2 separate regions of the Homo sapiens genome follow, and region 1 is linked to region 2. The links are chromatin loops, found by intact Hi-C in ENCODE. Cell type or tissue: CD4-positive, alpha-beta T cell. All regions are shown on one strand. Links, peaks and the distances in the headings refer to the core of each region. The heading gives the core; the rest is flanking DNA. Region 1 overlaps TSHZ3 (teashirt zinc finger homeobox 3). Region 2 has its middle 5.4 kb from the start of ZNF507.

What was found. Hi-C counts contacts between places; a loop is a spot of excess contacts. Peaks named below come from ENCODE experiments on the same cell type or tissue, not always from the same donor. Only the 100,000 strongest peaks of a DNase experiment are listed, where the experiment ranks them.
Region 1: it touches region 2 in a loop (3-fold over the local background); 4 of 110 quality-filtered maps call a loop at or near these places.

The regions. Positions count from the first base shown.
Region 1 is chr19:31,338,156-31,343,530 of GRCh38, reverse strand. All of the region lies in intron 1 of TSHZ3 (teashirt zinc finger homeobox 3), which reads left to right. TSHZ3-AS1 (TSHZ3 antisense RNA 1) reads right to left here. Exons shown (of 3, transcript XR_002958388.2): 1 at 1-5,375. Among named protein-coding and RNA genes, the nearest start is that of TSHZ3, 8.6 kb to the left of the region's middle. RefSeq lists an enhancer at 2,204-2,728. In CD4-positive, alpha-beta T cell, for the core only: no CTCF peak of the experiment used is centred there; a DNase peak (open chromatin) is centred at 3,110.
Region 2 is chr19:32,337,542-32,342,916 of GRCh38, reverse strand. No RefSeq gene overlaps it. Among named protein-coding and RNA genes, the nearest start is that of ZNF507, 5.4 kb to the left of the region's middle. RefSeq lists an enhancer at 2,679-2,728. In CD4-positive, alpha-beta T cell, for the core only: CTCF peaks have their summits at 2,256 and 2,465 (motif pointing left); a DNase peak (open chromatin) is centred at 2,456.

The DNA of each region.
Region 1 (5,375 bases), core at 237-5,236, 1.0 Mb after region 2:
TCCTTGACCAAATATTGAATATTTTATAAGCCCCATTTAAAAAAGAAGACATTTCTAGCACATGCACTTAGTTTGATCAGCATTTAGATTCTTGGGTTTAATTACTTTCAATTCTGTAAATTATTTTAGCATTTCAACAAGAATAGTCCAAGAGATACAGTCCGGGGGGTGGGGGCGAGTAGTTCACTGAAGGTCACGTTACCTGGACATTTTAACCATCTCCTTACCTTATTTTCTCAGATATGCAAAGGTGTGGCTCTTGAAGAATAATTTAAATTTGTTTGGGCTTAATGATAAATTATTAATTCATACTGTCAGGACACATGTTATTAATTATGACTGTGTTTTCTTCATCCAGAACAGCTGTTGGGGAAACAGGGTAAGTTCAGATTGTTGTCGGGAGGGAGGGCACAAGGAACTTACCAACTCCTTGTCATCGCATTCCTGGTCACCTCGCTAAGAGAATAAAGGATTGTAAAGGGTAGAGTGTAGGGGAGAGAGACACTGTTAGTTCTAGATCAAGATGGGCACTGGCAGATGCTAACTTACGTACATTTTTAAAAACGCAAGCCTAACTCTCAATGCACTGTGAATCCAGGTGAGATCCGAAGGCAAACCATCCCTGTTTTAATGTTAGCCAGGTTTTGGATTGGCTGCCCTCTCCCTTCCACCAGTTTCTCTGTGTTTCTTCTTTTTCCTCTGTGGTAGGCCAGAAGGTCATGTTTACAAGTTTATAGCAATGGAAAACACAATATTCAGAAAATATATTTGTTTCCCAAAGTGGAACCCATCCTTAATGGAGAGCAAAGGGCTGTTTGGTAATATACGTGAAATGACTCCAATTCATTTACTTTTGATTTTCCATTCCCATCATTAAATCTAGTCCTATGTATTCAGTTTCCTCTGAGTTCTTTGAGAAATGCATGTTGCATAAAATAGGCAATTTTTAATGAACAATTTAATGTAAATGGGTTTTGAATTTAAATTAATATTAATGAAGCCTTGAGTGAATTTATTTTGCATACGTAAAGACTTGTAAGTCTTTCACCCATGTGCTTTCTCCTTTATGTATTAACATTGGTTGGGTGGATTAACCAGCACCTTTTAAAGATTTACACTTAAAAAATTAAATTGATTTTATATGTCCACTATCACCAACGTACTATTAAGCAAAAAGCATGAGTTCAATTTTAAGAGAATACAGCTTTTTCCCTGTTAAACCCCTCAGTTTCCATTGCTCAGAAAGCTGCCGTTGGTGTGGCATTGCTGCTAGAGAAAATACACCCCAACAATAGTTACCACAATCAAGATGTTTTCTTTCTTTGGCTTACCTCTAATGCATTATGTATCCTGGAATGATACGAAGTTCTGTAATTAATTCTGTTAGATGTAATTGCTATAATCACTTTGATGTTACACATAATAAAGGTAATATGGTAAGTACATAAAAAATGTAAACACCTTATTGTAATACTCCTGCTAAAATGCCTTCTCATCAAGTCTGGTTTATAGACAAGTGTTCCTATTTTTGGTCATAGGTGACAGTTTATTCGAGCTGTGTTCATTGATATTCTAAAGGAGAGGCATTTATTGGAAAAGATGGGCCTTGGTTTGGAGGGATCTCCAAGCTGGTTGCCTAGGAATCTTAATGCCCGTTTTCTTAAAGATGTGGCTAATTATGAAAAGGTGACCATTGTCTTCTGAGTAGACCAGAGAGGTAAACACTTCAGAAGTAGCCGTGGAACCAGGGAAGAATGTGGCCTAGGAGTGAGTGAGGAGCCAGGAGAATGCTAGCAGAGGATTCGGATCAAAGGAGCTGTTCTGTAGGTTTTCTTATGGTGTGGGACTGTGGGAAGTGCTGTGTGTGTGTGTGTGTGTGTGTGTGTGTGTGTGTGTGTGTCAGAGAGAGAGAGAGAGAGAGTGAGTGCATGCTAGCAGGTGAACAGAGAAGGCCACCTTTCTATAACAGTGCAATAAGGGAAATAACATGCAGGATATCTACTTTATTATTTTCCTACACCTTTCATGGGGGTGGGGGCTACAGATGGTGCCTCACTGTTGCATGACATGTCCGGGAGTGGCTGATGTTGCCTGTTGGACTGAAACCTGTGTGGTATTTGAGACACACTCCCACCCCATCAGGCCTCTGTGCACCTACCCTGGATCCAGACCACCACAGGACATCAGGGAAGTTTGCCTGAGACCCCAAGTGCGCAATACTTGTGGGATGCTTCTGAAACACATGTACATTATGTACATTACTCTTTGCCAATGCATCTTGCAAGAGGCTAGAATGTGGTGGGGTAGGAAACTTGCCATTTAATTTTACCTTCCTGGAGATCCTAGAGTCAAACTAGTGTGTGGATCTGCTGGACACCCGTAATGAGCTGCACCTTGTCCCAAGTGTTACAGAGGTCTGGAGGCCTCGGGACTCAGGGTCAGCTTGGCAGTTTCCACGTGCCTTCCCCCATCTATATTGTATTTTTCAGTAAGGGATTGCACACAGAAATCAAATAACAGAAGGTGCCTGTGTGAGAAGGGGATGCTGCAGTCTCTTTGGAGGAAGAAAAAGGTGTGTTACAGTGGTTGAGAGATGGAAGGTGAACGCAGTGGTTCCCTGGCCTGTGTCCAGAGCCTGTGAAGGCAGGTCTTGCTGCCAGCTTTAGCTGGCTGGGTGCAGACTGGCTGGGGAAAGCGGGGCCTGCCTCCTGGGTCTTGGCCCTGCAGCCTCCTGCCTGCCAGGTAAGCAGGGGCTGGAGGAGAGGGTCCTGGGGTCTGGGCCCTGGGCCTGGGCTGCAAACCTGCAGCCCCCAGTCCTCCCGGTAGTGACTCCTAGACTGGTTTTGATGGTGATGATGATAAAAGGTCTGAGAACTCCATAGGCCCCAGTAATCAGGGCCCGCACTGACATCCTTCTCAAGTTTGACAGCTTCTTCCTTTTCTCTCCTCACCGCCAAGGCTTTCTCAACTGAATTTCCCCGCCCTCCCTCTCCCCTCCTCCCTGCCCGCCGCCCACCCCTTCCCTCCCTTTCCCCTTTTCTGTGTGCGTCTCTCTTGTTTCATGTTCTTGATCAGTTTCAGATGCTGGGAATTATTTTTTTTCAGGCGGGAGGGGGAGTGTTGCTTTAGGTTTGTGGGTTGGGCAGGTGTGAGAGGAAGTCTGTGGTTTTTTTTTTTTTTTTTTTTTTTTTTGTACTGTAGGCCTGTTGCTAATTAATGTTCCTCCATAAGATTCTGTCGGAGTTGAGTAATGTTTTTGATCTTTATGCCTGATAACTGCATACTTAATGAGATTTCAAAGCTGTGAGTGCAGCTCCCTACAATTATTGACAGATGCCTTTTCTTTGCCATTGGGTTCAGCTTCATAAATCCTCTCGCCATAATGAGGTTCAGCAGTGCCACCCTGGCAGTGAGCTAATGAAAGGGGGAGGGCGAGGCGGCTCATGGCTGTCTGACACATTTTTTTCCTTTAAAATTTACTATGCAGATGTCAAGCTGCGGGACGATTACTTCAAACATGCTAATTTTTATCTTGCTTTTGTGTCAGCCCTTTGCCATTAAAAAATAAATAAATAAAAGGGCTAACCTGACTCCACTTGATTTCTTTTCTTTCTTTTTTTTTTTTTAAAGTCAATTTTTTTAAATAACCCACGGTGTTGCGACAGCTAGGGACTTCGACACGTGCGTGGCCTTTTGCAGGTATCAGCAGCAGAACGCCCCCCCCTTTTTTTTTTCCTTTTTGCCATGGGAAGGGCAGTGGGAGGATGGAGTACGATTTCCCAGGCCTCCCATCACCCTGCCCTAAGTATGCACTTGAAACGTCGGAGAATTCATTTCAGAGTTCTGAAACTAAATCCTGGTGGAGAAGAGCTGCACCATGCCAAACAGTCGATTTCCTTTTCAGCAGAGTCATACATCACTGACCCACCCTTCCCTCCTGACAGAATGACATATGTCATTTATCATATGGGCCCCAGCCAGACTACGGGGAGGGGAGGGAAGCCCAGGTCCATGTGAGGCTGTCTCTTCCTCCTCTTGGTACTGTACCCTGTGGCTTGCAGGAGGGAGCTCTGCTGATTTGGCAAGAGGGAAAGGGAGGAAAGAGGCTGGGCAGGGGAGAAGGGGGTAGAGCCTGCTTCTGGATGGCTGGGTGCGTGGCGTGGCGGGTGGGAGATTGGCAGAGGCACGGGAGAGGTTATGCTCATTCATATTATCTGCTAAACCACACTGTTCAGCCTTTGACACTCTTCTGACTTTTTTTCCCCCCTTTCTCATTCCTTTTCTCTTTTCCCTGCCTTTTTTTTTCCCCATTAGTCAAGGGGAGAGAAAAAAAAAAGAAAAAAGAAAAAGGTTGACAGGTATCATTCAAGCCACCCTGGCTTGCAAAGGGTGGTAGAAATGAATCTCAGGGCTCCTGACTTCACATGATTCAAACGTGCGTTATTGAAGATGGATGTTCCTTAAAAAAAGATTGATGGTGGATGCCGGGCTTCGGGTACCATTTATCATTTTGAATATTATTTAGACTTGCCGTGTAAACCTGTAACTTGAGAGTCGGACAAGCTGGGGCAGGGTAGGGGCCTGTGTGTGTGTTTCTATCGATTGGCCTTGCCTTCTCATTGCAGCTGACCAGACACAAACCCTCGCATGTGCAATACAGAAGACTCCCCCACTGGAAAAAAAAGAAAAAAGAAAGAAAGAAAGAAAGAAAAAAAAGATGGAGGGAGGAAGGCTTTAATTTTGAATAATTTCCAAGGACACAGAGAAAAATGAAGTATCTGTGATTTACACTAAAGCTCACAGGCAACTTTCTCTCTCCCTCTTTTTCTTCCCCCACAGAAGCAGTCACGTACAAAACATTAAAATATAAACAGAGCTGCAGTTGCTGAAGCCAGAACCCTTGTCTGATTTTTTTTAAACTCCGTGTCATGCTAAAAAAAAAAAAAAAAGAAAAAAAAAAGAAAAACCAACACCGTATCTGAAAAGCTTAGCACAATATAACTATTAAAAAAATCTTTTGGTTGGCTTGGTTAGTAGTGTGAGAATGAAGAAACGTAAAGACTTCCACGTCTCAGGAATATTTCAGATAAAAAATAATCTTTTGCGGCTCCCTGCCCGGGCTCCCAGCAGCCTCTTCCCCTTTGTGTCTGAGCTCTGTCCCCTCTGCAGGGCCCCAGCAGACCCCCACCAGGCCTGATGTGGACAGCTGTTCCCAAGCCCTGCCAGTTAATCGCTTCTGGGTTTGCACCCTTGAGCTGTGTGCACCAGGACACCCCCACCTACTGGAAGTACTCAGGGACGCAGCCTGGTTCACTGACACAGCCCCCAGCTGCCTGAGGAGTCGGTGAAGCTCTGGCCTTTCCACCTCTTCTGCT
Region 2 (5,375 bases), core at 148-5,147:
TTGCTGCAAGGGACATGATTTTGTTCTTTTTTATGGCTGCATAGTATTCCTTGCTGTATATGTACCGCATTTTCTTTATGCAGTCTACCATTGATGGCACTTCAGTTGATTCCATGTCTTTGCAATTGTGAATAGTGCTTCAGTAAATATATGAGTGCAGGTGTCTTTTCGGTAAAATGATTTATCTTCCTTTGGGTATACACCCAGTAGTGGGATTGTTGGGTGGAATGGTAGTTCTAATGTTAGTTCTTTGAGAAATCTGCTTGTTACTGTAGCATGACACAGCCACTGATACCCACTCCCTACTCTGATGTACCTGGAACAGCCAGAGCCATTAGGAAGAAATCATTATAGGCAGAAAGGAATGATAATGAAGGAATTAGGACCTTCATTCCTGAAGACTGAGAAAGTATACAATGCAGAATCTGATAGGAAAACCAAGACAACTTCAAAAAGCCTGGGACACAGCACCTCAGTATTTCTCTTTCCTAGAAAAGAACTCTCTGGAAAGTTACAGTCAACATTTTTAAGTCAGAAGAATGCAAAGGCATTCAGATGTAGTTCCATTGAACTTGTGGACATCTCACCTAAGCTCTTCTCAGCACCTCTCACCTGCCACAGAGTGTTATTTATCATGATTTAATTAAACAATCCTAGTAAGATTTAGTATTATAGATAGGAAACTCGCTTATTCAGTTATCTAGCGCCTATTCAGTGGAATCTGATTGTGTCTCCAGATGAGAGATGACCCAGTAACTGAATCCCTATCTCCACACACCTCATTATTTTACTTTGAGGCCATTAATTAGTCGATGAGGCTAAAGGTTTCGCTTTATCTACAAGTATCATGGGTCTCTGTATCTCCTAAAGTGACCACGGAGTTTGATGATTTTACAAGCTGAACTGGAGCACTACTTACGTTTTGGGAACGCTGAAGACAGTGCCTCGAGTAAGTTGCCAAGGTGATGACTGGTTGTAAACTGAATGAGACATTGAACGAGTTGAAACTGGAGGAAGACCTACTTGTTTCCAGCCACAATACTTATGAAGGACACCTTGTCTTTGGTGTGATAAGATTAGATTAGATTTGTTTTGAAGGGATTAATCATGTAAGTCTTTGGCACAGAACCGAAAATTGGACGAGACGTGTGGCCCGTATTTCTTTAAGGTGTAATTTTTATCATGACCTTTAAAAAATATACTGCCTCGGCCGGGCGCGGTGGCTCACGCCTGTAATCCCAGCACTTTGGGAGGCCGAGGCGGGCGGATCACGAGGTCAGGAGATCGAGACCATCCCGGCTAAAACGGTGAAACCCCGTCTCTACTAAAAATACAAAAAAATTAGCCGGGCGTAGTGGCGGGCGCCTGTAGTCCCAGCTACTTGGGAGGCTGAGGCATGGCGTGAACCCAGGAGGCGGAGCTTGCAGTGAGCCGAGATCCCGCCACTGCACTCCAGCCTGGGCGACAGAGCGAGACTCCGTCTCAAAAAAAAAAAAAAAAAAAAAAAAAAATACTGCCTCAAAAAAGGAGAGATTGTAGAAAGGTGAGAGGAGGCAAGAGAGCTAAAAGGCAAAAAAGGATGTGGTAGTGCGAGCTGAGAAAAATAAACCCCGAAATTGTCCCTGACTTTGCTACTTAGCCCTTGTGGGACTGTGAGCAAGTGGGCTCTATCTTTCCGATGTTTTCACCTTGCTTGTAAAACAAGAAGTTCAATTTATCCTTTTTTTTGAGCTTCAGATGACTGGTATATAGAAGCACGGAGTTTAATGATAGGAGTCCTCTGGGTTCAAGATGGGACTTCATCATTAAGAATAATGGCAAGACTTGATTTTATTAATGAATGAAAAGATTGCTTGATGTAAGTCAGAAGGAATGTAAGATGAAAAGACGTGATATATTATTATATATACAGCTGTCAGTAATAAATTAACATTAGCTCTGGGTTCCTTGCACTTTGCATCCTGAATATACACCTAGAAATACTTCATAATTGTAGTTCAGGTCTCAAGGACCATCATAAATTATCCCTCTGTCATTCATTCTCTGCTAAAAGCCACAGACCTATGTTTCTTCAACAGCACATCAACATCTAAAATCCTTGGTGCTATGAGGCATACATATTAATTTATTTCTTATTGAGGGCCCAAGTAAACCAGAAGGATGCATAATGACCAACCCTGACGATGAAGAGGAGGAGAAAGGGCAGGGGACGTGATTGTGAAAATCAGGGTTGGCTCTGGCTAATACTGGTCTTTGCTTAATTTGCAGCTCAGCTGTTTTGGGGCTGAGATGCTAACTTATTTAGAAAAGGCCCACCGAGGAACTCAGACATAGCAAATATAGCAGCCCTGCAGTCAACGCTGCGATGGAATTCTCTCCAGAGTTCTCCTAGCCCTGAGACCCTGTCTTAGACTCAGGACCTGGGTATAAGGACAAGAATCAATAATGGTGACATCTAGTGGCCCACGCGCAATGTGCAGCCAAGCCACAGGGCACTCCAGTGGAAAATGGGACCTGTGCCTGGTCCAAGCCAACTTAGGCCTGACCCCAAGCTCCTGAATCAGCCTAAGAGTTTGGTGTCTGGCAGAGATTCCCTGCATTCGTGTTGATTTGTGATTGGGATCCAGGAAACGCACCAGCAGGCTGGGAGTGGAGGTGGAGGGGGGCTGCTTTTGAGGCCGACAGGAGGCTCCTTTCAGTCTAGTCTGCATATGCCACAGACTGGTGCTGCAGGAAAGCGTGGCTCGGCGGAGCTAGCGGTGGAGCAGGGAGCTTGCCTCCGCCAGACTGTCTTTCTGCCTCAACGCAGACTGGTTATTGGAACGCTCAAGCAATTTTCAGTCGTCTTTGTCAATAAAGTCAGTCTCTTCTCTGCAAAGGGAATGAAAATGAGATTTTGAGGCCTCCAAAGAGCTCTCTTCTTTGGCCATTTTTCTCTACCCAGGAGCCAGGGAGTGGCTTCACCGAGCTGGGTGGGAGCTATTTGCTCTGCCCCAAACCCCTGTTGACAGGTAATACCACCTGCTTCTGAACAAGACAATATGATTGTAATAGTATACTGTTCAATTCTTCCTAGGGAAGCAGTTTCCTGAAAACAGTGGCCTTTATTGATGAGTGGAGCAGAGGAAGAAAATGAAAAGAAGAAGGAGGAGAAGATGAAGAAAGACACTAAAAGGAAAAGTAACTGCTAATCAAACCAAGAAAGCCCAGCTAAGGGGTAATCCTGCAACTTAAAAATATGTCATTTGTTATTTTGACAGCTCCTTTTGAGGTGATAGACTAGGAGGAGCTGCTGGCATCATCACCGACTGGCTGGGAGTTCTACTTCTTGCTTAAGACATCAGTAAATGGATAACTGCAGATTGCAAGGAGTCTATCTTCTAAGATTCCCAGCTTGAGCTCTTCGTATACTGGGGAAGACCAAGCAGAGGGAACATGGTATAGTATTTGACCTTCTGGGATGTTTATTTAATTAATTAATTAATTAATTAATTTTTATTTTTTGACACTGACACTCTCGCTCTGTCACCCAGGCTGGAGTGCAGTGGTGCAATCTCAGCTCACTGCAACCTCTGCCTCCTGGGTTCCAACGATTCTCCTGCCTCAGCCTCCCGAGTAGCTGGGAATATAGGCATATGTCACCATGCCTGGCTAATTTTTGTATTTTTAGTAGAGATGGGGTTTTACCATGTTGCCCAGGCTGGTCTTGAACTCCTGACCTCAAGTGATCCACCCATCTTGGCCTCCCAAAGTGCTGGGATTACAGGCGTGAGCCACCATGCCCAGCCTGGGATGTTTCTTTCACTGAGAAAGAGACATGAGTGATAAAGGAAAGGAAAAAATGCATATCGTACCCAGAGAAAGTTCACTATATTAGTCCGTTCTCACACTGCTCTAAAGAGCTACCTGAGACTGGGTAATTTATGAAGAAAAGAGGTTTAATTGACTCACAGTTCTGCAGGCTTAAGAGGAAGCGTGACTGAAAGGCCTCCGGAGACTTACAATCATGGCATCAGGCAAGAGGAAACAAGCATATCTTACCATGGTTGGAGCAGGAGAGAGACAGAGTAAGGGGGGAAGTACCACAAACTTCAAACAACCAGATCTCATGAGAACTCACTCACTATCATGAGAACAGCAAGGGAGACGTCCGCCCACATGATTTAATCACCCCCACCAGGACCCTCCCGACATATGGGGATTACAATTTGAGATGAGATTTGGGTGGGGACACAGAGCCAAACCGTATCATCCACACTGCAAATAGCAAATTGCATGCCCCTTCTGGCCTCATCTTCAGCTCCACAAGGCCAGAAGGCAGGAAGGCCCAGTAGAAATCTGTCGCCAGATATAAGTGGTGCATCCAGAATTAGGCATGAGTGGAGCTGTGGGGTGCATGAAGCTTCATGATTAGGTGGTCAGGCTGCCATGTCCATCCCTCTTGCATCAGGCCTCCTCCTTCCACTCATATCTCTAGGCCACCTGCAGGGACATCCCTAGGACCAGGTAATGGGAAAGCAGAATCTGAGCTACCTAAGTTCAAGAATGGGTCACCTTGGCACGTGGAAGAAAATGGACCAACCTGAATGGAGCAGGGAGGTGCACACGGACACAGGGCATCTATCTGGATCGTGGAGACCCCTCTGCTGGGGTTGGAGGACTCAGTATGGGGAGCAGGAAGAGCTCTGGCCAGAAAGGCAGATTGGGGCTGGGACTGGGCCAGGCAGAGACAGGCAGCAGGCCTCTGTTGAGGGCCTTCTGTTGGAGGGCCCATGTCGGGCGCTCTGCTTGTGTGATTTCCTGCGTCTTTGTGGACTTCACTCTCTTGTCATTAATTCCATGTGTAATCACTGCCTCAACACGTGTCTACCCTGGTGGGAAATGAGCTTCAAGAGCCCAGGGGAGCTTGTCAGTTTTGTTCATCAATATCTCTCCTGCCCTTCCGGCCTAGAACAGGGCCTAAAATGTAGCTACATTCAGTAAACACTGAATGATCGAAGAAAAAAGTGATTTCATTTAGCAGACATGCTCCCAAGCATAAAGTTTATTGGAGGAGCTACTCAAAAGCATCTTTTGGGAAGATAGGGTGTGAGATTGAGGGCCGGAGGCTTGGAAAGAGAATAAACGTGGCATCCAGTTAGAGACAAGGGAGTTGGCCACAGAGAGGCCCTAAGAATCTAGTCTGTGGACCGGTTTTCATTGACCCTGTGCTTCAAAACCTGTTAGCACTCACTAGCTGTGTGTCCTGGGCAAGTTACTGTACCTCTCTGTGCCTCAGTTACTTCATACCTACCTTACAGGGCCATTGAAAAGTTTAAAGAACCGAATGTGTGTCTGACTCATAGAAAGCAATCAGTAAACAATAAAGTATTGTT